Regions from separate parts of the Mus musculus genome. Here region 2 is linked to region 1. A link is a loop called in an ENCODE intact Hi-C map of the cell type or tissue named here. Cell type or tissue: heart. All regions are shown on one strand. Links, peaks and the distances in the headings refer to the core of each region. The heading gives the core; the rest is flanking DNA.

The links. A loop is a pair of places that touch in the nucleus more often than their neighbours do. Peaks named below come from ENCODE experiments on the same cell type or tissue, not always from the same donor. Only the 100,000 strongest peaks of a DNase experiment are listed, where the experiment ranks them.
Region 2: it touches region 1 in a loop (7-fold over the local background); 13 of 42 quality-filtered maps call a loop at or near these places.

What each region holds. Positions count from the first base shown.
Region 1 is chr2:153,705,348-153,716,576 of GRCm38, reverse strand. It overlaps the pseudogene Dnmt3b-ps1. Among named protein-coding and RNA genes, the nearest start is that of Mapre1, 30 kb to the left of the region's middle. In heart, for the core only: a CTCF peak has its summit at 5,698 (motif pointing left); no DNase peak of the experiment used is centred there; H3K27ac peaks cover 1,691 bases.
Region 2 is chr2:153,790,001-153,801,229 of GRCm38, reverse strand. Efcab8 (EF-hand calcium binding domain 8) reads right to left here. Exons shown (of 29, transcript NM_001370916.1): 8 at 8,387-8,522; 9 at 6,758-6,863; 10 at 3,503-3,587; 11 at 2,550-2,674. Among named protein-coding and RNA genes, the nearest start is that of Efcab8, 16 kb to the right of the region's middle. In heart, for the core only: a CTCF peak has its summit at 5,894 (motif pointing right); no DNase peak of the experiment used is centred there.

The DNA of each region.
Region 1 (11,229 bases), core at 1,580-9,579:
GGAGAAGACTTACCCGGCAACTCTGACAGAGCCCACCCTCAAAGAGGGGGTGGAAGGACACAGGGTCCTTCCTACCGCACGACAAACAGTGGTCTGAAAGAAAGAGAGGTGCCAGAGGTTATGTAAACCAAGGGCCTAATATCAGCTGCCCAAGCCTTAGTCCTGACAGTTTTGAGCATTTCTTCTTGCCAGCTGTACCCTGAGAATTTTGTGCCATGTCCTGTGTTGATTGCTTTTACCAGCCTCTCAGAAGAGACTGGGCGTGTTCAGGGTGGGTGCTTAGAACCAATAATGCTATAAGTGCCATCTTCACTTCATTGTCTGGGAAAGACCAGCTCAAATGAACAAGAAGCAACACAAGGGAGGCAAAGGGCTGGCCAAGCAGAAAGATAGAAGGCCAAATAGTGTTCTGGGTCTTTCACAAGTGTTCAATTCCAGACACTGGGGCCCTAGTAGTGAGTCTGATTGGCTTGGTGATAGATACCAAGGCTGCCTGCAACCACAACTGGTAAACATAGCATGTGATTACAATCCCAGTAATCTCAATAAAAAACTAGTTTAGAGCCTTGGCTCTAAACTGACCACCATTCAAGAGGACAAAACCATTACATGACCAATACTGCCCCACTACAAGGAACAAATGGTGGATCACTCTTGGGGTACATAGATGACTGTGGGTTGAAAGTCTCTAAATTGTCAGTACTGCTCTAAACTGCAGCTTGCACAGGGTGCCCATAGTACCCTGGGTCCAGGTTTGTTTTCTGACCCAATAAGGAGTAACTATTTGATAAATATTTGAAGATTAAGACACGTTGGGCCAAGAATGTAAATGAAGAGCCCACCGTATATTCAAACTCCACTAGGTCTGTTCATGTCAGATTTCTGAATTCTAGTGCAGTACCCAGTAGGGGAAAGGAGATCAGAATTAGCTCGAGGAGGACCCAATGGCTCCATTTAACCTAAAAGCTAGATGTGCTTATTACATGGAAAAAGTTCAAGGTACCATTGATCTGAGTTCCCAGGTACTGACTAAAGTACCACAGCTTCCATTCTTCCCGAACTCCAGTCACCCAGGTAAGCAACCTCATCAGACTCAGTTAAAAATGGAAGCAAACCATACATACCACTTTATTCAATAAATAAATAAATAGACATATAGCAACAAATATGAAGGAGCAGAAATGGTCCTGACCGAGATCAATGCCCAGGCCTCTGGATTAAACCCATGCAGAAGGACAAAGCCAGGGTAAGGCAGGCCCGGGGCAGCCCCAAAAGGAGGGATGGGAGACAACAGTACCTTCCAGATTGCCCTTGTTGTTGGTGACATCAGAAGCCATCTGTTCTGTTGAGGAAAGGGGGACAGGTGTGAGATGAGGTGGGGAAGTCTCTCCTGGCCCTCAGCCTTGCTCCCCTGTACCCCACAGTGCAGTGGTCCTGAGGGCCTGCTGCTCCCAGTTCTGCACCATGCATCCCCAGACCTTCCAGCATCTCCCCCACATCACCTCGGCTCTCCTCATCCTCCCCTCGGTCCTTCCCGCCATAGCTATTTGTCTTGAGGCGCTTGGGTGGGGAGGACTCAGAAGCAGCAGGGTCATTGGTTGTGCGTCTTCGACTTTTGTTCTCTGAAAGGGAAGCAGACGGGATTTGTCTGAAGGGTCTAAGAGACAAAGCAGGACAAGGCCATGTGTTGCCTGGGATCCAGCTGCATCTACAGCAGGGGACCATGATGGGCATAGAGAATCCCAGATGGGAGCCCAGAGCAGAAGCCAATTCAAAGCTCCTCTCACCCAGGAAGCAGGCCATCCTCTCATGTTTATAGGTTTACACATCTGAATCTGTAAGGAAATCAGTCCTGAGAACCAGCTCATTACTGTGACATACAGTGATGTCTGCCAATGGCCAACAGGAGCATGGAACTACTAAGTATTTGAAATGCCAGCAGGAACAGGATCTCACTCACACAGAAAGTCAGGTTTAAATTGTCAAGTGATGCTACTGACTTGGTTAATTTGGACTGGCTTGAACCCTGGAATCTATTTAGCCAATTTATGAAGTTAATTAATAAGTATTCCTTAATCAATTTCTGTTTAGCTTTTACCTAATGGCATAATTTTTTGAATAGTACTAACAGAGAAGTGAACTAACTAAATATATGTAGGCTAAAAGTGAAAATGCTAAGTTTTAAAAATATTAGGTCAAAATTTATGATTAACATTAATTTCACCTGATTCTCTACAATGAAACTACTAGAAACTAATTCAAACACATTCTGTGGCTCTCATGCAATAATGTTTATTTATATTTTTATTGGATCGGTTGAATCATAGTGGACATGGTTGAATCTGACTCACACACTGGGAAAGAAAATTAGATACCCATCAAAAGCCATGAGGAAGCCTGATGCGGTGACATATGCTAAGAAATCCAGCACATGGCCAAACAGGCATACATAGTGAGACTGTTCTCTCAAAAAACAAAAGCACAAGGTATGTTTGATGATAAAGTGACATCTTCCAGTGCTTATATATACACATTAATATTAAGAGATAAGAAGGGCTGGGCAATGGTGGCACACTCCTTTAATCCCAGCACTTGGGAGGCAGAGGCAGGTGGATTTCTGAGTTCAAGGCCAGCCTGGTCTACAGAGTGAGTTCTACGATAGGGTTACACAGAGAAACCTGTCTCGAAGAAAAACAAAAACAAAAACAAACAAAAAGAGATAAGAAGAAAAATAGGTGTCCAAAGATTGTAGGAGACTGGATGTGCACCCAAGGTTTGCCTGAGGGTCATACATGGGGGGGGGGGGGGTTTGTGAATGATTCAGATCAACCAAGGAGATTTGATTCTTCTCCAATGAGCACTATAGATGTCAAGAAATGGGAAGGTAGAGCAAAGAAAGCAGAACAGTCAGAGGTGGTACGGGAATACCATGTCCCCCGGGTTCCTTCCCACCTGGTTGCTTCTTGTTGGGTTTGAGGCCCTCGATCCCAGTGGGCTTGAAGCCACCGTGGGCCCACTCCAGCATGGGCTTCAGCTGGTCCTCCAGTGACTCTCCAGGACTGCTGGGGCAGGCCTTGCCAGCTCTCACCCTGGCTTTCTGCCAAGACACAAATAAAGGCAAACTCTGTCCGTGAATGAATGGGAGCAGGCGATTGAGGTATGTGCCAGGGCAAACCCAGGGATTCCCCCTGCTGGGGCCTGCATTCCCTAAACAGTGGTGTCTTTCAGAGCTAGACAGCTGTCCTGGGCTGTGTTATGTGACAGGAGTCTGCTTTTAGGGGGACTGGTTAAGGAAACAATGGACCACAGGGGCAGGCACCAGAGATATGACCTCTTCCCTGTAGAATCACAGTGGTCAGCTCTCCCCCAAAGGAAGGTTTCAACTCAGCCTTGTTAGTTAAAAATAGGAGCCTCCAGCAGTTTTACCTTACCCTCCTGTAGCTCTTCTCAGACAACAGACTTCTCACTGCCCTTCTCTAAGAAGATGTGAATGGAGGCAAGCATTCTTCATTTTAAGGGCCATTACAATTTGCATGTCTAATTAGGCACTTGGCCAAGTGGAACAAACAGGCTGATAGGGGTTGGAGGGGATTGGTGGGGAGCCTAATGGCTCAGAGGAGATAAACTATTCACAGACAAAGGGAGGAGACCACTGACCTCAGCTCCTCCTCTAGGCCTTGAAGGATCCTGCTTAAAGAAAGAGAGCTCACCACCTCTGGATAGCGTACTCTGCAGTATTGCTGCTGCCCCAGGGACGCATGTGGCACTGGTCCCTTGTCACATGCTGCTTAGTCTCACTGAAAGCTGGCTTTGGAAATGAAAGGCCTCCCATTGTCTCAGACTCGAGTACACTTCTCTCAAGAGTCTTCCAAGCCTCCCTGTCCTGGGCAGACTGCTCTCTTAACACTGTGCCAGGGAGCAAACAGCTGAGGGTATTAAACACATAGCACCCTTGAGAACAGCCAGAAGTAAAACCATTTTCAACAGAGGGTACCCTTGTTTATCCCATAAGGTAGAGATGACTGCAGTCGGGATGGAAGGACAGAAGCCCATCCATACAGATGAGATTTTGCATAAAACTTTTCATCAAGAAGTCCAGCTTCAGGCTGGAGAGATGGCTCAGTGGTTAAAAGCACAGACTGCTCTTCCAGAAGTCCTGAGTTCAATTCCCAGCAACCACATGGTGACTCACAACCATCCATAATTGGATCAGATGCCCTCTTCTGGTGTATCTGAAGAAAGCAACAGTGTACTCACATACATAAAATAAATAAATATATCAAGAAGAAGAAGGAAAAGGAGGAGGAGGAAGAAGAAGAGGAAGAGGAGGAGGAGGAGGAAGGGCCTTCCCAAGTCATTTGTTTTTGGTGATTTATGACATTTCTTCTGCTTGCTCACCGACTTGAGCTTCTCCAGTCGCTTCTGCTGGGTATTGTGAGGATCTGATACGTTGATGTTTATCTGTCTACCTGCTGTGACTCTCTGCTGCTTGCTGTCTGTACCCTTGCTTGCTGCACACTGAATAATATGCACTCGTTTGAAACTGAAAGCACCGCTCACTGGGTCACCTCACAAGACAGCAGTCATCATTCCCAGTCTAGCTGGTAGTACCAGAAACTCACTAGTGACCTTGGCACATCTCAAATTCCTTTCCCAAGCAGGCCCTCACAGAGGCATTCACCACCTCCATGGTATCCTTAACTCAGCAAGCCATCTTGGCCACACAATGGCATAAGCTAACATTTAGCAGCTCTCCATTCTTCCCAGCCCTTAAGGTCATTCCTACACCTGTGTAACCTCCAGAGTACGGTATATAGACTCCCTGTAAGGAACCAGTTTATAGAAGGCGGCCAGGATACAGGACTGGCTGAGCAACAGTTTGTCAGCCGAGACCTAGATGAGAAAGATATCACCAATATCTACCCACACCTGAGTGGCTAAGCGTACATACTGGCATACATATTCACCCAGAGTCTATTCCTGGGCTGGCTTGCAGATGCTAATACCAAAAGCAGGGGGAGGGGGCATTCAGGGGGTGACCTGCATAACACATATCCTGGAGCCCAAAATAAGTATACATTGCACTTCAAATGTGAGAAAGAATGGAACTCAGAATGGGTTCAATAAGATTCTATGTGTGTTCACATGGTATACGTGTGCATATCTGTATGAACATCAGTATCATGAGTCCTGATCGTGACTGCCAGGTTGCCTGCTCAAAGTCCCCTGAGAAGGAAGAAATGAGTTCTGGGGTGAGATTCCTCGTGAAGGGGACAATAAAGAAGGTGCTTCGGGCTGCTTCTCACAATCGTAGGCTAGATGGGACATTCCAGGCTTCAATGCTTGCTTTCACACAGCCCTCTCTATCTTATGCTCAGAGCCTTAACTCTATCATGTGGCTGCCAGGGAGACAAGGAAGTGCTCTGGCCAACATGAGCATTGAGTACTGGGGAGGCTCCAGACAGGTCTTGGTCTTTGGCCAGGACCACAGATAGCACATTGGAATCTCCTCCTATAGTCCTCCCTCCTCCTACTCTGTCTTATTGCCATCTGATCCTGTCTAGAAACGGACATGTTATGTCTCACTGGATCAAAGCAAGGATATTTCCTCTCCCATGACCCACAAGTCATTCCGCATGTGTGATGTTTCAGTGGCCCCCATAGGCCCAGAAACAGACACTGTTTCTTTTCCCCCCTCTGCTGGTCACATAGCACAACTGCAGGAGGGTTCTCCTCGGACAGATCTGGTAACCTATTTTTCTTGCTCTTAGAAAAACTGAATGTATGGAAATGGCCTCAAGGCAAGAAAATCAGAGCCTCGATTTTAGGCTGACCCCTAGCACTGTTTTGTTTTTCGATGATTTATAAGTGTGTGTGTGTGTGTGTGTGTGTGTGTGTGTGTGTGTTTGTCTGTGTGAGTGTGTGATTTCAAAGGTCAGAAGAGGGTATCAGATAGCCTGGAACTAGAGTTGCAGGAGGTTGTGAGCTGTCCAGTGTGGGTTCTGGACACTAAACCTGCAGAAGAGCATCAAGTGCTCTTAACTGAAGGCTGAGCAATCCCTCCAGCCCCCAGCAATGTTCCTAATAATTTGCTTCCCTGTGTGCTTCCACCCTGCCCCATTGCCTGTGTCCCTGTCTCTTAAGTTATGAGTTGGTCCAACAGTGACTAGCATCCCTTAGAGACCATTCTATCTGCATCCTTCAGTTCAAAATCTTTGCACATCTCAGACCATTTTATCAATAGGCATAAGAATCAAAATAGGGTCTGACGGAGTGGCTCACTGATAGTTTACCTCACTCCAGACACAGCCAACAATGGCCTCCTGCACCACCCCACCCACAAGCAAGACTAAATGACTCTAGGAGACAGGGCATATGTCTCTTGTCCCTCCCAGGCTTCTTTCTAAACACACAGGTGTATGCCTGGTTGTTCCTAAGCTATCAGGGTCCATAATGGTGACTCCGACTCCAAAGAAGCAATTAACAAAAAGATGGATTTAAACCAGTGAGACTCTAAATTCAGAACTGTCTGACCTGTAGCCTTTTCAAGAGTAGACTTGTCTCTGATCCTACAGCCTACAGGCCACCAAGATTCTATTCAGGGGAGGTAACTCAGGAAGGAAGAAAGAAAGAAAGAAAGAAAGAAAGAAAGAAAGAAAGAAAGAAAGAAAGAAAGAGGGAGGGAGGGAGGGAGGGAGGGAGGGAGGGAGAGAGAGAAAGAAAGAAAGAAAGAAAGAAAGAAAGAAAGAAAGAAAGAAAGAAAGAAAGGAAGGAAGGAAGGAAGGAAGGAAGGAAGGAAGGAAGAAAGAAAGAAAGGAGGGGGGAGGGAGGGAGGAAGAAGGGAGGGAGGAGGGAGGGAGGAGGTGTGGCCTTGTTGGACAAGGGAGTCATGTTCTAGTTCCTGCAAGCAGCAGAACTCAGCAGCTTCAGCCATGTGGCTCTGGCTCTAGAGTTAAAGATGCCAGAGCCATGGAATACATGCTGAGGAAAGCTGCTAACAGGGAGTGGAACCAGCCCAGGAGAATAGGTGTGACCTGGTTGGAGTAGGTGTGTCACTGTGGGTGTGGGTGGGCTTAATACTCTCACCCTAGGTGCCTGGAAGTCAGTCTTCCACTAGCAGCCTTTGGATGAAGATGTAGAACTCTCAGCTCTGCCTGCGCCATGACTGCCTGGATACTGCCATGCTCCCACCTTGATGATAATGGAGTGAATCTCTGAACCTGTAAGCCAGCCCCAATTAAATGTTGTCCTTATAAGAGTTGCCTTGGTCATGGTGTCTGTTCACAGCAGTAAAATCCTGACTAAGACAGGATCCAATACCCTTTTCTGGTGTATCTGAAGACAGTGATGGTGTACTCACATAGGTAAAATAAATAAATAAATATTTTTAAAGAAAGGTCACACAGAGGTCCTGAATTCAATTCCCAGCAACCACATAGTGGCTCACAACTATCTGTAACAGGATCTGACGCCCTCTTCAGGTGTGTCTGAAGATAGCTACAGTGTATTCACATACATAAAATAGATAAATCTTTAAAAAAAAAAAGAAAGAAAGAAAGAAAAAAAGAAAAAGAAAGAAAGGTCACTGGTAGGTCAGCCACCACTCTGTGGATGGCCCCACACCCAGGAGTATATGGGCAGCACAAGTTGGATTAAGTAAATTATTTTTTAAAAAACAAAATTGATAGCAGGTGAGGGTGGAACGATCTGGAATAAAGGGAGGAGTAGAGGGTGAATATGATTAAGAGACCTTGCATATAGCCGGGCGTGGTGGTGCATGCCTTTAATCCCAGCACTTGGGAGGCAGAGGCAGGCTAATTTCTGAGTTCAAGGTCAGCCTGGTCTACAAAGTGAATTCCAGGACAGCCAGGGCTACACAGAGAAACCCTGTCTCAAAACAAAAAAAAAAAAAAAAAAAAAAAAAAAAAAAAAAAAAAACAAGAGAGAGAGAGAGAGAGAGAGAGAGATTGCATATACATGAAATTCTCAAATAATTAATAACATTATATTAAAATTGTTAAAGCACAACTAGAGGGGCTTTCAAGAAGTCTGTGCCCATTCTTGAGTGGGAAAGGTCCTTGTCTTAAGTCTCCATTCCACAAGTGTCTGCTTAGATCTGCACTAAATCTTTTGCTAATTAACTCCCACAGTGCTTCATTAATTGCAAACAACAAACTGGACATGTTGGGCAATCTTTGAATCCCAGCACTCAGGAGGCAGAGACTGATGGACCTCGGTGAATTCAAGGGTAGGCTAGTTTACATAGTGAATTCGAGATCAGGAAGGAAGGGTTATATAGTGAGACCCTGTCTTAAAACAAAACTAAAGCACAAAGCTACAGTTCTAGGGAGTCTGAAGTGGCACACAGAGAAAAGACTTCCACGGGAGCTACCCGTGAGTAGGAAGGCACCATGCCACAATGCACACATGCAAGGTCAATCGGGTAATTCACTGATGCTGCTGATCCCTGGTTGTGCAATGGATGCTTGAAAGTGAGCCCACCCTAGTGCTTAAATGGCAAAAGGCAGGATACATGTCTGCATATGAACAGAATATGTATGAATAAGAAAACAACATTGGAAGGGTGAGGTGGCACACACCTTTAATCCCAGCACTTGAGAGGCAGAGGCAGGAGGATCTCTGTGAGTTCAAGGCCAGCCTGTTTTACAGAGTGAGTTCTATCTAGCATGAAAGGAAGGAAGGAAGGAAGGAAGGAAGGAAGGAAGGAAGGAAGGAAGGAGGGAGGGAGGGAGGGAGGGAGGGAGGGAGGGAGGGAGGGAGGGAGGGAGGGAGGAAGGAAGGAAAGAAAGAAAGAAAGAAAGAAAGAAAGAAAGAAAGAAAGAAAGAAAGAAAGAAAGAAAGAAAGAAAGAGAAAGAAAGGAGGGAGGGAGGAGGGAAGGAGGGAGGAAGGGAGGGAGGCAATATTCAGAGCATGGTGATCATGAATGGGGCTGAGGCAATGGCCACACAGATTCCAAGCACCCACTCCTAAAGCTGTTTGTGTTGCATGTGCCTGCAATCCCAACACTGGGAAGGCTCAGACTGAAGGATCCCTGGAGCCTCCTGGCCAACCAATGGAGCCCAGTGGGTGAGCTCTGAGCCAGTGAGAGATGTTGTCTCAAAAATAAGGTGAAGGGTTCTGGAGAGATTGTTTATTAGTTCAGAGCACGGGCTGTTCTTCCAGAAGACCCAGGTTCGATTCCCAGTACCCACATAACTGCCTGCAACTCCAGCTCTAGGGGATCTAGCACCCTCTTTTGGTTTCTGAGGGCATATGGCACATACATGGTGTACACATACACATGCAAGCAAAACATCCACATACATAAAATTAAATCAAATTCTTCATGAAATAAAAATAAAATAAGGTAGAGGGCTAAGTGGATAAAGTGTTTATCATCCAAAGACAAGTACCAGGGTCCAGAGCCCATTTAAAGCTACATGCAATAATACATGTGTGTAACCTAGCATGCCAAAGACAAGTGGAAGGCAGACACAGGAGAATTCTTCGACGCCTGAGTGCTAATGTCTGTCTCACAAAGTGGAAAACAGGAGAGCCTGTCTCAAAGCACAGTGGGAGCCAAGGACTGACACTTGAGACTGTCCTCTGCCTTCTGTACACACTATGACATGTGTACACCTGCATCCTCACATGCACACAACATACACAATAATAACAGGTGGGAAATGAATGAGGAATACATCTGATGTCAACCTCTGGCTTCCAGTGGCACATGCACACACCACACATGTGCACACCAAGAGGGGTGGGAGGTGGGTGGGGGAGGGAGAGGGAGAGAACACTGTTCATATCGGTGTCCAGGAGCAGTGCAGGGAAAAGAAGGACAATGTTGAATTTGGAAAATACTTAGAATTGTAATGTATGAAAAAAATGACATCAATCATAGAGGCTGATCACTATACAGCTGTTATCTGTTCTCTACATTCAGGAGCTTAAGACAGAAATCCCATCTCAGTGGTACCTGATACTCAATGTTGCCTCCATCTCTGCTCTCTGCATCCACCTGTGTGGTATCCATGCCCTCCTGATGGCTGTCCTGGCTCCAGTCAACCGATGGGGTACTGATGCTCTGGGGTATCACATCTTCATCTGTGAGGTCAATGATGGGGTAAGGGCTGGCAGGGGACAGCCAGGGCGTGCTTGCTGAAGTGTTTGCTTGCCAACTGAGGGGCTGCAGACAGAAGAAAAGGTTTGAGTCCCAGCAAAGCAAAATAGATGGGGGTGCGTATGAACAGCCTCCCTCAGTTAGGTCCCACGCCAGCAAGAGTGAAGAGACAAACCAGGACCCTTTTGTTTTGTAAGAACAAAGAGCTGGCAGTCATTGACCCCAAAGCAGAAACAGAATAAGGTTCCTAGGCATGACAGGTTATGCCCTCTAGAGGCTATGAAGCTGAGCTCAGGGAGGGCAGGGTCCCTGGTTAAGTGGATCCTGTGCAATCTGGGAACCCAAGAAAGTGCTTGATCTGCTGGGGTTGCCTCAAGACAGCGGGAGAAGACACAAGAGACAAGGGTGATGTCCATCAGTGGCTTTCAGATCAGCTCCAAGGTGAGCCAGAAACTGGGCCGTGGGAATTCTTGCCTCCTCAACATAGTTCCTACAGGGTCAAGCCAAGAGTGAAACCACAGGCTTAGGGGCTCACCTAACACTCAAAACAGGGAGGCACACCTCATCCCCTGGCTGTATTTGATTGCTGCTTTTAATGAAACAAGCTGGAGCTAATTAACCAAAAGATTTAGGGGTTGGAGTGATGGCTCAGCAGTTGAAAGCCTTTCCTTACTGCTCCTCCAGTGGACTTGAGTTCATCCTAAGCACCCTCCTGGGGTTGCTTACACCTGCCTGTAACTCCGTCTCCAGCAGCGCCACGCCCTTTCTGGCCCCAAAGAGCATAGGCACTCCTGTGGTCTATACGCAGAGATGTGTGAATAAGAGTAAAACAAGTTTTTAAAGGTTTAATTATAGATTTAAACACGGGTGTGGAAGAAAGACCTGCTGAATTACCTTAGCCTCATTTTCTATGCTGGTCTGTGAGCGGTGGGAGGAGCCTGGGCTCAGCAAGAGGGGACTTACTGCTGGGGTTTTAGAGGGTATCCTGGTCTCACAGAAGAGTTGGGGCATCACTGGAGTGCCAGAGCCACTGCTGCCCCCCACCTCACCATCCCTATCTTCATCTCCATCTCCTGTGAGGTCCTGCGAAAAGGAAACACAA
Region 2 (11,229 bases), core at 1,969-9,968, 84 kb before region 1:
TACCCAACACTTATGTTATACACTCTACTGCAGAGCCAAAAGTTAGATGTAGTTGTCCCTGCACGCATTTAAGTAAGGAGACAAGCTCCTCTATTGGGGGCCCTGTGATCCATCCACTAGCTGACTGTGAGCATCCACTTATGTGTTTGCTAGGCCTCGGCCTAGTCTCACAAGAGACAGCTATATCAGGGTCCTTTCAGCAAACACTTGCTAGTGTATGCAATGGTGTCATCGTTTGGAGGCTAAATATGGGATGGATCCCTGGATATGGCAGTCTCTAGATGGTCCATCCTTTTGTCTCAGCTCCAAACTTTGTCTCTGTAACTCCTTCCATGGAGGAGCTAGAGAAAGTAACCAAGGAGCTAAAGAGATCTGCAACCCTGTAGGTGCAACAACAGTATGAACTAACCAGTACCCCTGAGCTCTTGACTCTAGCTGCATATGTATCAAAAGATGACCTAGTAAGCCATCACTGGAAAGAGAGGCCCATTGAACACACAAACTTTATATGCCCCAGTACAGGGGAACTCCAGGGCCAAAAAGTGGGAGTGGGTGGGTAGGGGAGTGGGGGGGGGAGGGTATGGGGGACTTTTGGGATATCATTGGAAATGTAATTAAGGAAAATACGTAATAAAAAACATATATATATTTATATAAAGTAAGGAGACTAAGGAGCAGAAAGGTTAAGCAACTGGCTTCGGGTCACACAGAGGTAGGTCCACACTTCTTAGCTGTCTGTTCCTTCCCTCTCACATTTCACCAAGTCTTCATGTTTGTTCCCAGCTGTCAATTAGTAGGTGGCTGGGAAGGGGTCTCACCCAACATTCTAGCCTAATCTTGTGTCTTCACCACTCATCAAAGAGATCACCACAACCCGTAAGCTAGTTCCCAGGGTGGCACAAACATGATGGGGACATGGCAGCCACCAGGGACTGACGGGACAAGGACAAAATGCTAGCTGGAAGTGTAGCTCAGTGCTACAAAGCTTGTCTGACATATTGAAGGCTCCAGATTCAATACCCAGTGAACACATGCACACACACACACACACACACACACACACACACACACAAAAACCAGGCCACTAGTATTTGCATCTTCCCTTCCTTAACACTGAAAACCAAGAAGCAAGCTTAAACAAGGTCCTTGCCAAGGTCTGGGGACCCTTGGAGACCTTCTTAGCTAGCAGTCCCAGCAAAGGCTACTCTTGTGTTTTGGATGGAAGGGAGGTCAGTTTGGGTCCTTTTTGGATGGAAGGAAGGTCAGTTTGGGTCCGGGGCTCCTAGGATGACTAGAGTCCTAACACCACACCTTAGGTCCCATCCCAGATGTGATACAGTTCCTGTGAGTCTCCAAGGCAGCCCCCGGCCCATCACCTCTGTTGACCTTGCACCCTTTGGCAAAGTTCTGAACCACTTCCTTAGACAATTTAGGGAACATCCCAGCAAGTGATGACAACTGGAGACACTGAACACACAGGTTGGATGCAGATCTTAGTTGCCACTCCCCAGCCTCAGGGTGTGTGCAAGTAGCTTCAGCTCACTAAACCTCTTAATGGACAGTAACAAGTCACCAGTCCCCATGGGTGGAGATGGCATACCAAGAGCTCAGCAGACAACTGCTTATTCACCATGCTGCCAAGCCAGGTGGTCCCCGGGCTCCACCGCACCCACCTGTGGTCTTCCCAGTCTACTTTCACCCATTCATAGATAGCTCAAAACCAGGTAGAGCAGAATCCCTCTCAGCTAGGGCTCAGAGGACAGGAGGCATGTCCCAGGGTCCCAGTGTGAGACCCCGACTTAGAGCGTTTCTCCCTGGAAGGTAGAGCCCCTAAAACATTTCCCCAAGCTTGTTTTCCCTGATCTTTAAAAATACAGCTAGAAAGAAGCTCTTTGTTCTCTATAGCCAGCAAAAAGCCTTTTTGTTTCTATACTGTACAACCAGAGATGCCTGCCTTCCTGTGCCCAGGACACGGAGATAAAAATTCAGAAAGAACTCACTCCCCACTCCTGCCTTGTAAATTTCACCAAGGACGCCCGGAAGAGAAGAACTCTTCCCAACTCCTCCCAACTCCTCAGCTAGCTGTTAAAAGCCCCCTACTGTCACCACTCGGGGTCGAACTCCCCTGCCCTGCACTGCGGAGGGACTTCATCCTCAGCTAGCTAATAATAAAACCTCTTGCAGTTTGCATCAGGTGTGGTATTCTCTCGGGACACTGGGGTGCTGGCCAGCTCATCCCGGGACTTGAGCGGAGGCCCAGCATTGGGGGTCTTACACCAGACTAGCACTGCATTTTCACAGGATGAGAAGGCTTCACAGCCTTCAGACCTCAACTGCAAAAGCTCCCACCTCACAAGACTGCCCCCCAGCTCAGACCCTCTGCCCTTCTCCCCTAAGCCCAGTAGGCAGGACCCCCTCTGAACTCCAAGGAACCTCCTTCCAGAGATTCAAAGCAGGGACAGGGAGGACAGAAATGCCCAGAGACCATGGCCAACTTAGTACCCACATCTACCCACTCCCTGGTCCTCTGCCCACGCCTTTTAACTAACCCCATTTGGAGGCCCGGGGAAGGATTTGTGGATTGAACAGCCCACCAGCCACGTTGTCAGAGATGAAGATGGTGGCATTGCCCTTGGTGTCCCCATAGCAGAACACAGCTTTGTGACAGTCGGTCCTGGGGAGACATAAGGATAAAGCATGCGTGTTAAAGGAGAGAGAAGACTAATCTCTGTAGACGGTGGCTGTCCTTTCATCAGAACAAGAAACAGCCGCCTCCCCAAGAGAGTGGAGTGGAGACTGTGCCAGGGCACTGAGTCCTTGGGGTTTCATAGGGAAGAAAAGGGAGCTTTTGGGGTAGGAAGACTTGTCTGCAGACCTATTCTCTGCTTGCCTGAGCTCATGAAGAAGGCCCTCACCATGCTGGCATCCTTGCCAGGAGCTCTCCTGGGAGGTCCTGATGACACATTGACCCTTACCATTCTGCTCCTAACTGCCCACTGACAGGACTGACAATATCAGTGTATCAGATATTCCTGCATGGAGTTTTTCAGGCTGCTTGAGGCATTTAGGTTATTAACTCTTCTGCCCTGGCTCTTGTGCCAAGGCCCTGTCATCTTAGGGACAAGGACAGTTCTAACAAGACTTCCAGCTTTGGTCTGGGTCTCAACCCCAGTGCCAACCATACCCTTGTCATCACTGAACCAAAATTCAGGTTCTGTTTCAACCATTTTTACTTCCCAGAGACCTCAATGCAGCAGAGTGAGCCTCTGCTAACACTTGGTCGATAACAGGATAAGAAAGGGGCGGGGGAGGGGGGTGAAAAAGCACAATTCAAGAGTAGAGTGACTGCAAGACCCAGGGAGAGAATCAGGGAGGGACAATATAGGAACCGTATGGTGATGAGCTCAGAACCAGCTCTCCTAGTGCCTCCCTGAGGCCCCAGCCCCCTTCCCAGTGATGTGGTGGCTGCCAAGATCCTGTACCCATCTCCTGTGAGACTCACCAATAGTCCATGACCATGACACAGCTATCCAGATCAATAACGGTGAAGGCCCGGATACATTTGTAGCCACCAATATCAAAGAATTCTGGGAAAGAGAGAAGAGAGGGACATACAGAGCCAAGAGTAGTGTTCCAGGCTCGGCTCGGGAGGTACCTGGAGGTACCCAGGACTCCCTGCCATCTCTCCGGCTCTGTAGCATACCCCAGCCCAGCCCCCTACCCCACAGCAATAAAGGCAGCCGACCCAAGCACAGCTGCTAACCAAGCCAGATCCCACTGCAAACTACCCTCTGATCCCTACTGCATCCAGAACAAAACTCCAGTGCAACTCTCAGCCTGTCAAGTCCTACAGGCTCAGACCCTCCACAGCCCACGCTTGGTCTGAAGGCCCTGTCACCAGGCTCTCAGCATGCCAGACTCTTACCACTGTATACGCATCAATGTCTTCCACTTCTGGGTCCTGCTCTGCCCACCTTGAATACCCCCCAGAACCCTTTCAGACCACCTCCATGACCCCTTCTTAGAACGGCCTCTCTCCCTCTTCAGCTAGGCCTGCTGACATTCTCCCACCTGGCTGGCTGCCTATCAATCTCCCTCACCACCTCAAGTTAATTTCTCATTTATTTGAATACGGGAGCTACCTGGCCCGGCCTGACAGCTATGTGAGGGCAGGGAGCATGTTTGTGTAGCAACTGTGGAATCCTCAGCACCTAACACAGCACCCAGGACTCTCCTCTGCTGAGTGATCGTGGCTGTGATACACAAATAAAGGAACAAGGGCCGAGCCCTGCTTATGTGGATAGCAGGAAACTTCTGGTCCCTAAGGCCTCCACTAGTTCAACCATGTGCGTGTGCGTGTGCATGTGTGCATGTGTGTCCTTTTAGGTGTTTAGAGAAGATAGAAACAAATACATTTCCTCCATGTCACTCAACACACCTTATCAGGGCTAGAGATAGGAACCCCCTTCCCTCAAGCAGATCAGAGACCAAGTAAGTTCATGACATTCAGGTGTATAGGAAGAACAGATTATAGAGTGGCTTTGTGCAGGCTCACACCATCTCTCACTGTCTGGTACCAGCCTGCCAGACTTTGATCTTCTGAAAACATTATTTTCATCTGAAGAGGTCAGCTCAGGGCATTTGGAAAATTCCAGCAAAACCCAGAGCATAAAGACCCCTCCCTTCCTGGAAGGGAGAGGAGGTCAATGGAGCACGTAGGCTCCCCTCCCTTCCTGGATTACATTCCTCAGGAAAACCGCAGGGCAGACCAACCATTAGCCACCTACAGACAAGGGAAGTCCTTGCCACCTCATTCCCTAAGGATCAATCAGTTTAAAAGTCACACTTTTCTGCCAATAACATTGTGCCTAGTGGCTGTTGCTCTATTCTACCCCTGACAACTGTATAAAAACTGGCCAAATGGGCTGCCCAAGGTCACCACCTCTCCTTTGGGTGCAGGATGACCCCAGCACACTGGAACAATAAATTCTTGCTTTTGCATCGATCCCTGGCCTGTGTTGTTCACTCGGGGTGGTGAGGGGGTGGTGATGGGGGTTCTGTTAGCTAAGGCTCGTAAGAGTCTTACACATCCTTTCCAAAACCTTCCATGGGGCCCTGACACACAGATGCTCCTGGTAAAAGCCCCCTACCTTGGAAGTCTTGCTCCTCCTGGCAGCCCTGTCCTCAGGTCAGTCAGTCTAGTGAGGCTGAGGAGCAGCCTCCCATGTTTGAATGACAGGCCCTCAAGTGTCTGCTTCCTAAGGGACCTAACCACCCAAGAAGGGATGTGGAACACAGAGCAGGGCTGGCTGGACTGAGCTACATAAGTCAAGACCCATGATGGTATCCTTCCATACTTGCCTCTGGCCTTGACCAAATGCCCTGAGCAGACCACATCTGTTCGGTTCACAGAATTTGATGTCATGAAGTGATGGAGCCAGGCCCTCATGGGTGAGAGTAATGGGAGAGACCACCAGGAATCATGGGTAGCAGCAAGCTCTAACTGTTTGAGCCTTTGCCTATGACTGGATGTGTCTGGATGTGTCACAGTCTGTCCTCTCAATTAAAGAACCTACTGGGTGCCAAACAACTTCACACATCCAATCACTGACCCACACTCACCCTAGAGATACAGAGCATTGGGCCCTGTTTTCCCTCTGGCTAGACTAAGGCCCTCGAAGGTAAATAGCTGCTCTAAGTCACAGCCCTACTGAGTGGCAGGACCAGGGTTGAAACCTGGGCACTGGCTGTTTCAGCCACCCTCCATCCTTCTGTTTAGCTCTGCACCATAGGCTGTGGGTAGACACATGAATGTCCTCTCCACGATGACCTGGAACATGTGATCAATTAGACCCTGTATCCGCCTACCCACTTACCCACTACCGCTAAGCCTCTAGGTGGCACCAGGCACGCAGGTATGGATGTGAGTGAGGCAGATGCAGTCCCCACTGGCCAAGCTCCAGTATAGAGGAGAAGGCAGGCATCAAGCACTCATCCTGACAAAGACCACACTCTGAAGGGGCGTGGCAGGGAGAGGGCCTTAGTTTGTGCAGATTTTTTTATTTAAGAGGCACCTGACTTGGCAGTCAAGGAAAGCTCTCTGGAGGAAGTAACACTTGTGTTGGTTCAAAAGAAAAGCAGAAGGCGGGGAGGTAAGGCAGAGCATACACACTGACCCAGCGCCCATCAGAGGAGGCAAGGCAAGGTCACAGCAACCTCAGCTTGACAGGAGGAAGGGTCCGGTCCAGGTAAAACAACAGACAGCAGGGGCCAGACCTTCCTCGCCCTCCTGGGCCACACTGAGGATTCTCCCCCGTCCTGTGCTTTGTGGGGGGAGGGGCGTAAAGGTTGTCTGCAGGGAGACATTTCAAAAGTCCATTTGTAGCTAGAGGGACCTTCAGAGGAAGTGTGCTAAGCAACAGGAGGCTTCGGTGTTATTCCAGTGACAGCTGAAGGTGACCTGGACTAGAGGCAGCAGGAAGCAAGGCGTAGAATCAATCTAGAGAGACTTGCATGCACTGTGGCTTAAAATTTGAACTCTTCAAAACTTGTAGACATTCAGCACTCACTGAGCATACCTGCCTACAAAAGCGGTCACCACCACAAGCGACTGGCACCCAGTGCCTCCTTTTTAAGGCCTCTCTAGCCAACAAGTCCCAGAGGACTCCCATGCGTGCTCACGGTTGCTCAGCCAACAGATCTGCACCGCTCGCTAGAAGCCAAGGGCAGGCCTGGAGAGCATGGGGGACTCACTCACCTATCTTCAGCTCAGTGGAGGCAACTGCAATGAGGCTCATGTTGTGCAGATATGCCACGTCGATAACCCACATCTGCTGGTGGCCGTACTGCTTGGACTGGGAAAGCTGGTAGAAGAACAGAGGAGGCTCAGGCCATGGAAGGTTGCTAGCAGAGTGTACAGGGGACAGGGATCTTTCCTGCCCCATAAGACCCTGGAGCAAGCACAGTCCTGACATGAAACCTTATCTCAGCACTAAAAACACGGTCTTGGCCATACTCCTCCAAGCTGTTCCCTCATCTGTAAAATGGGCCTAACTTTCATGACCCCAGTGTCTTAAGGCCAGGCCCACCTCCAAAGTCTTCCATTTGCCTGACAGTGAGCATTCCCCAGTGGGTATTCACCAATGGACCTGGGAGCCCTACCCTTGCCAATCTCTAACCCCAAACCAGCTCCTCCAGGAAGAATCTCCAGGACTCTCAAAGCTTCCCAGGAAGGCTTCCTCGGTCTCTTCAGCCTCCTTAGGGGCACAGAGGTAAACCATATAGCAGCCACTGCCAAGAGTCTGGGCTAGCAACACCTGCTTCCATCCATACACATGCAGGGAGAGGGAGAGGGAGAGGGAGAGGGAGAGGGAGAGGGAGAGGGAGAGGGAGAGGGAGAGGGAGAGGGAGAGGGAGAGGGAGAGGGAGAGGGAGAGGGAGAGGGAGAGGGAGAGGGAGAGGGAGAGGGAGAGGGAGAGGGAGAGGGAGAGGGAGAGGGAGAGGGAGAGGGAGAGGGAGAGGGAGAGGGAGAGGGAGAGGGAGAGGGAGAGGGAGAGGGAGAGGGAGAGGGAGAGAGATCATCCAGGTCTCTCCTCCCACAAGGACCAGCCCTGCTGCCAAGTGTAAAGCACTGTATAGCTACTCAGGCATGAAACCCTTCACAGTACTAACAGTGCCCTGCATAAGCCTTGCTGGGGCCCTGGAAGGCAGGCCTTTCCTTATTTGCTGCAGGATACTCCACTAGCCTGGCAGCATCAAGTGCATAGCAGATTTGCCTGAATGGGTCATCCCTTATTACACTAGGTCATGAGCTGACAGCAGAAAGTCCACAGTGTGTTGGCCTGTATTCCCCATATTCCTCTGTACTAACTGAAGGCCTTGACTGCTCAAGCATGACCCATGTCCTATACCATCAAGTGTCCCCACTGCCCCGAGAAGGGCTACTACTCCAAGACTCCCTGGGCAGATGAGGAATTAGAGACATCTTAGCCAGCATCCCACAGCTGGTAGGTGGTACAGCTGGGATTCAAATGCTGAGAATTGGACCCCAGAGCCCAAATACCATGAGCATGACTCCCTGCCTGATCCAGACAAAGGTTTCAATCAGCAGGACTTAGGGACAGTAAGTATGAGTGAGGCTGGGATAACGCTCACGGATATGGGGACCCCAGGGACACACTCCTTGAATGAACAGTTTTGGGGGTGCCTAGTGGGCATCCAGGCTGGACTCTGCTTAGCAGATGACAAGTGTGAGCTCCCCGACCCCCGGGGTTAAGTCACAATTTTGACCCAAGCCCTGTGACTCCAGGGTCTGGCTGCTCAGGACAAATCCACTCAGGGTGCCACAATAGAGGCACTCCACCATCCCCATGAGTGTCCTACTCACGTGGAAGGATTCCAACATTGAGAAGGTCTCAGACCAGAACTGCAGGATCCCATCTTTGGTGACAGTCAGGAAACGCCCCATCTTTTTGAACCGTTTGGTTAAACATGCCACTTTTACAACCTCGCTCCCATGGTGCCTGCAGATGGTGAGAAACACGCAGATACGATTCAAAAAGGAAGTATGTGCATGAACTGAGAGCCACGGAAGAGGTAGGTCAGAGGCCAGTGGGGGCAGCTACACATGTGCACGTGTACATGCACACACACATGTGCACACACACACCAAGAAACTGTAGGTGGCTCCAGGGGACATGGAACTCTGTCCCTTCTCCAGATGGACTTCGACTGGCCACAAGAAAATATATCCCAAATGGAGACTAAGGTGTGACTCGGTGGTAGTTTGCCTTGCTATGTGAAGCCCTGGGTTCCATCAAAAACAAACCAACCAACCATGATATGGGACGAGACGGAATCCAAAGCAGATCCTGAGAAGTGAGCAGATAGGTTCCCAAAGTTTCTGTCACAGGAGAAACAGCCCACAGATGGCCACCAGGGTACAGCTGTGACAGTCACCTGAGACATGACACTTTCTAGCCATCGCTCTCCTGCTCTGGGGTGAAGAGGAGTAGGATCAAGGCAGGAGTAACCCAAGAGACCACCAGATGTTAGGCCTTACACACCCAGCTCTTCATGGCCAGGATGCTGAGCGCAGTGAACAGTTCCAGGGCAGGCCTGGCCTTGCAGACTGTTTCCTTACAGCCTTCACAGCAAGTCCCAGTGCTACCTGCCAGAGGTTGCTTTCCTGCCCCCAGTGTTGGCAAAGCAAGCTGGCTCCCAATTAAGGCTCCCACTCCTCTATTTTCATCTGCCCATCTTAGATCAGGGCCGGGCAGGGCATATTATCATCTCACTTACAGGGAATTGCATCTCACCCAGGCCCAACAGAGCTAGAACTAAAACCCAGTGCTTTCAGCCCACCCCCAAGGCATTTTCCAAGGCTTGAAAATTTCCTAAGCTGACCTGAGGCTTAGGGGGAACCTGAGTCACTATGAAACTCAACTCCAGCTCATTGCTCCCTGCAGGTCCACTGAGGGAAGGCAGAGCCCAGTCCCCTGCCGTCGGCTTCTTTTTCTGTACTGAAGGAGACCGACATTCTCAGCTAGTTCTCTTTCCCCATCACTTCGACTCTGACCCTTCTTTCGGGACCAAAGGCTGAGGATTAGAGAAGTAAGCCGTGAACCTTCCACGGGCCTGGGAACGGCATTTTAGGGAAGTCTGTCTCCCCATCCGTGTGGTGACTACACCTCTTCCTTATTGGACAGTGAAGGGATCAAAGGGGGTGGTGTGCTGGGGTGTGCTCAGCGCAGATCCAGTAATGGAGAGCTGGATTTTAAGAGATACCCTCTCATAAAATTAATAAAAAATTGCTTTGCTATTCTGGCTACTTTCTCTATCAGGTCCGAGAGGCTTCTGGGTTTGTAAGTTATAGAAATGAATCAGAGAAAATAAGGAAGAAACGTCCTGAGATTTTTTTAGTTGTTGTTGTTGTTGCAGATTTTAAACATTCTTGAGATCTGAAGAAACAGAAAGACCAGTGAAGGAGAAGGTACATCAAGCCAAGTATTTATTCATGTCAAAATTACAGTTATGAAAACTCTCATTATTCATATTTAATTGGCTATTCCTCAATTAACTCCCAACCATGGTTTTTTTACAAGCTACCCTTCTCTGATCTCCACTAAACCTCCTTCTCCACTAAAGCTCCAGCCTACCTGCCCAAGGCGAAGACAACCTCTAGATCTAGCTCTTCTGTAGCCTGCCCTGGGTGTGGCTTCCCGAGGACAGCCACCTACAGCCTTCTTTGACAGACCACAAATATGGCTCACCAAACTGCACTACACAGGAGTCGACACCCCAGCCACACACCCCAGGCTGCTAGTGTTCCAACCCAGGGTGGTTCCAGAAAAGGAGAAAGAGTCCACCAGGCATCCCGGCTCAAGAGCCCTGCCTGCAGTGGGGCAAGCTCTAAGCCAGTGGTTCTCAACCTGTGGTTCTTGACCCACTTAGGAGTCACATATCAGATATTTACATTATGACGGAGAACAGTAACAAAATTACACTTCTGAAGTAGCAACAAAAATAATTTTATGGTTGGAGTCACCCCAACATGAAGAACCATGTATTAAAGGGCTGCCGTTAGGAAGGTTAAACCACTGCAAGCCAACAAACCAGTCCTTGTCCTTAGGGTGTTAGAGGGAGGAATGCCCACAGGGGAGACAGGGCCATGGCATAGAAAGGAAGAGGTTGATGAAAGCTGAGACACGCCATTCCAAAGCGTGGTGCTTTGGACTGTTGAGTATTTCCAGCTGAGGGCATTTGAGAAGCAGTTGGTTTGGGCTGTAAGATCCCAGGTAAGGGCAATCTTTCTTTTTCTTTTCTGAAACATGGTGCCGTGTATACCAGGCTGGTCTCCAACTCATCCTGTAGTGGCGGGGACCCTGAACTTTGGGTCCTCCTGCCTCTATCACTAGGATGCTGGGATCACAGGTGTACACCATGACTCTCAGCAACAACCTTACTTCTGAAAGGCCAAGGATGCAGAGGGGAACAGGGATGGATGGGCTGGCTAAGTCAACTCCAGTTTCTGTGCCAAACCTCTCCCTCCGTTGCCCTGATTGCCCCAAGGCACTGGGGATTTAGCTCAGTTGGAGGAGTGCTTGGCTAGTACACATGATACACACCTATAATCCAAGCACTCAAAAAACCAGAGGTAGGAGGATCAAAAGTTCAACCTACCTGTGGAGTTGGAGGCCAGCCTGGGCTACATGTCTTCTCAGAGAGTAA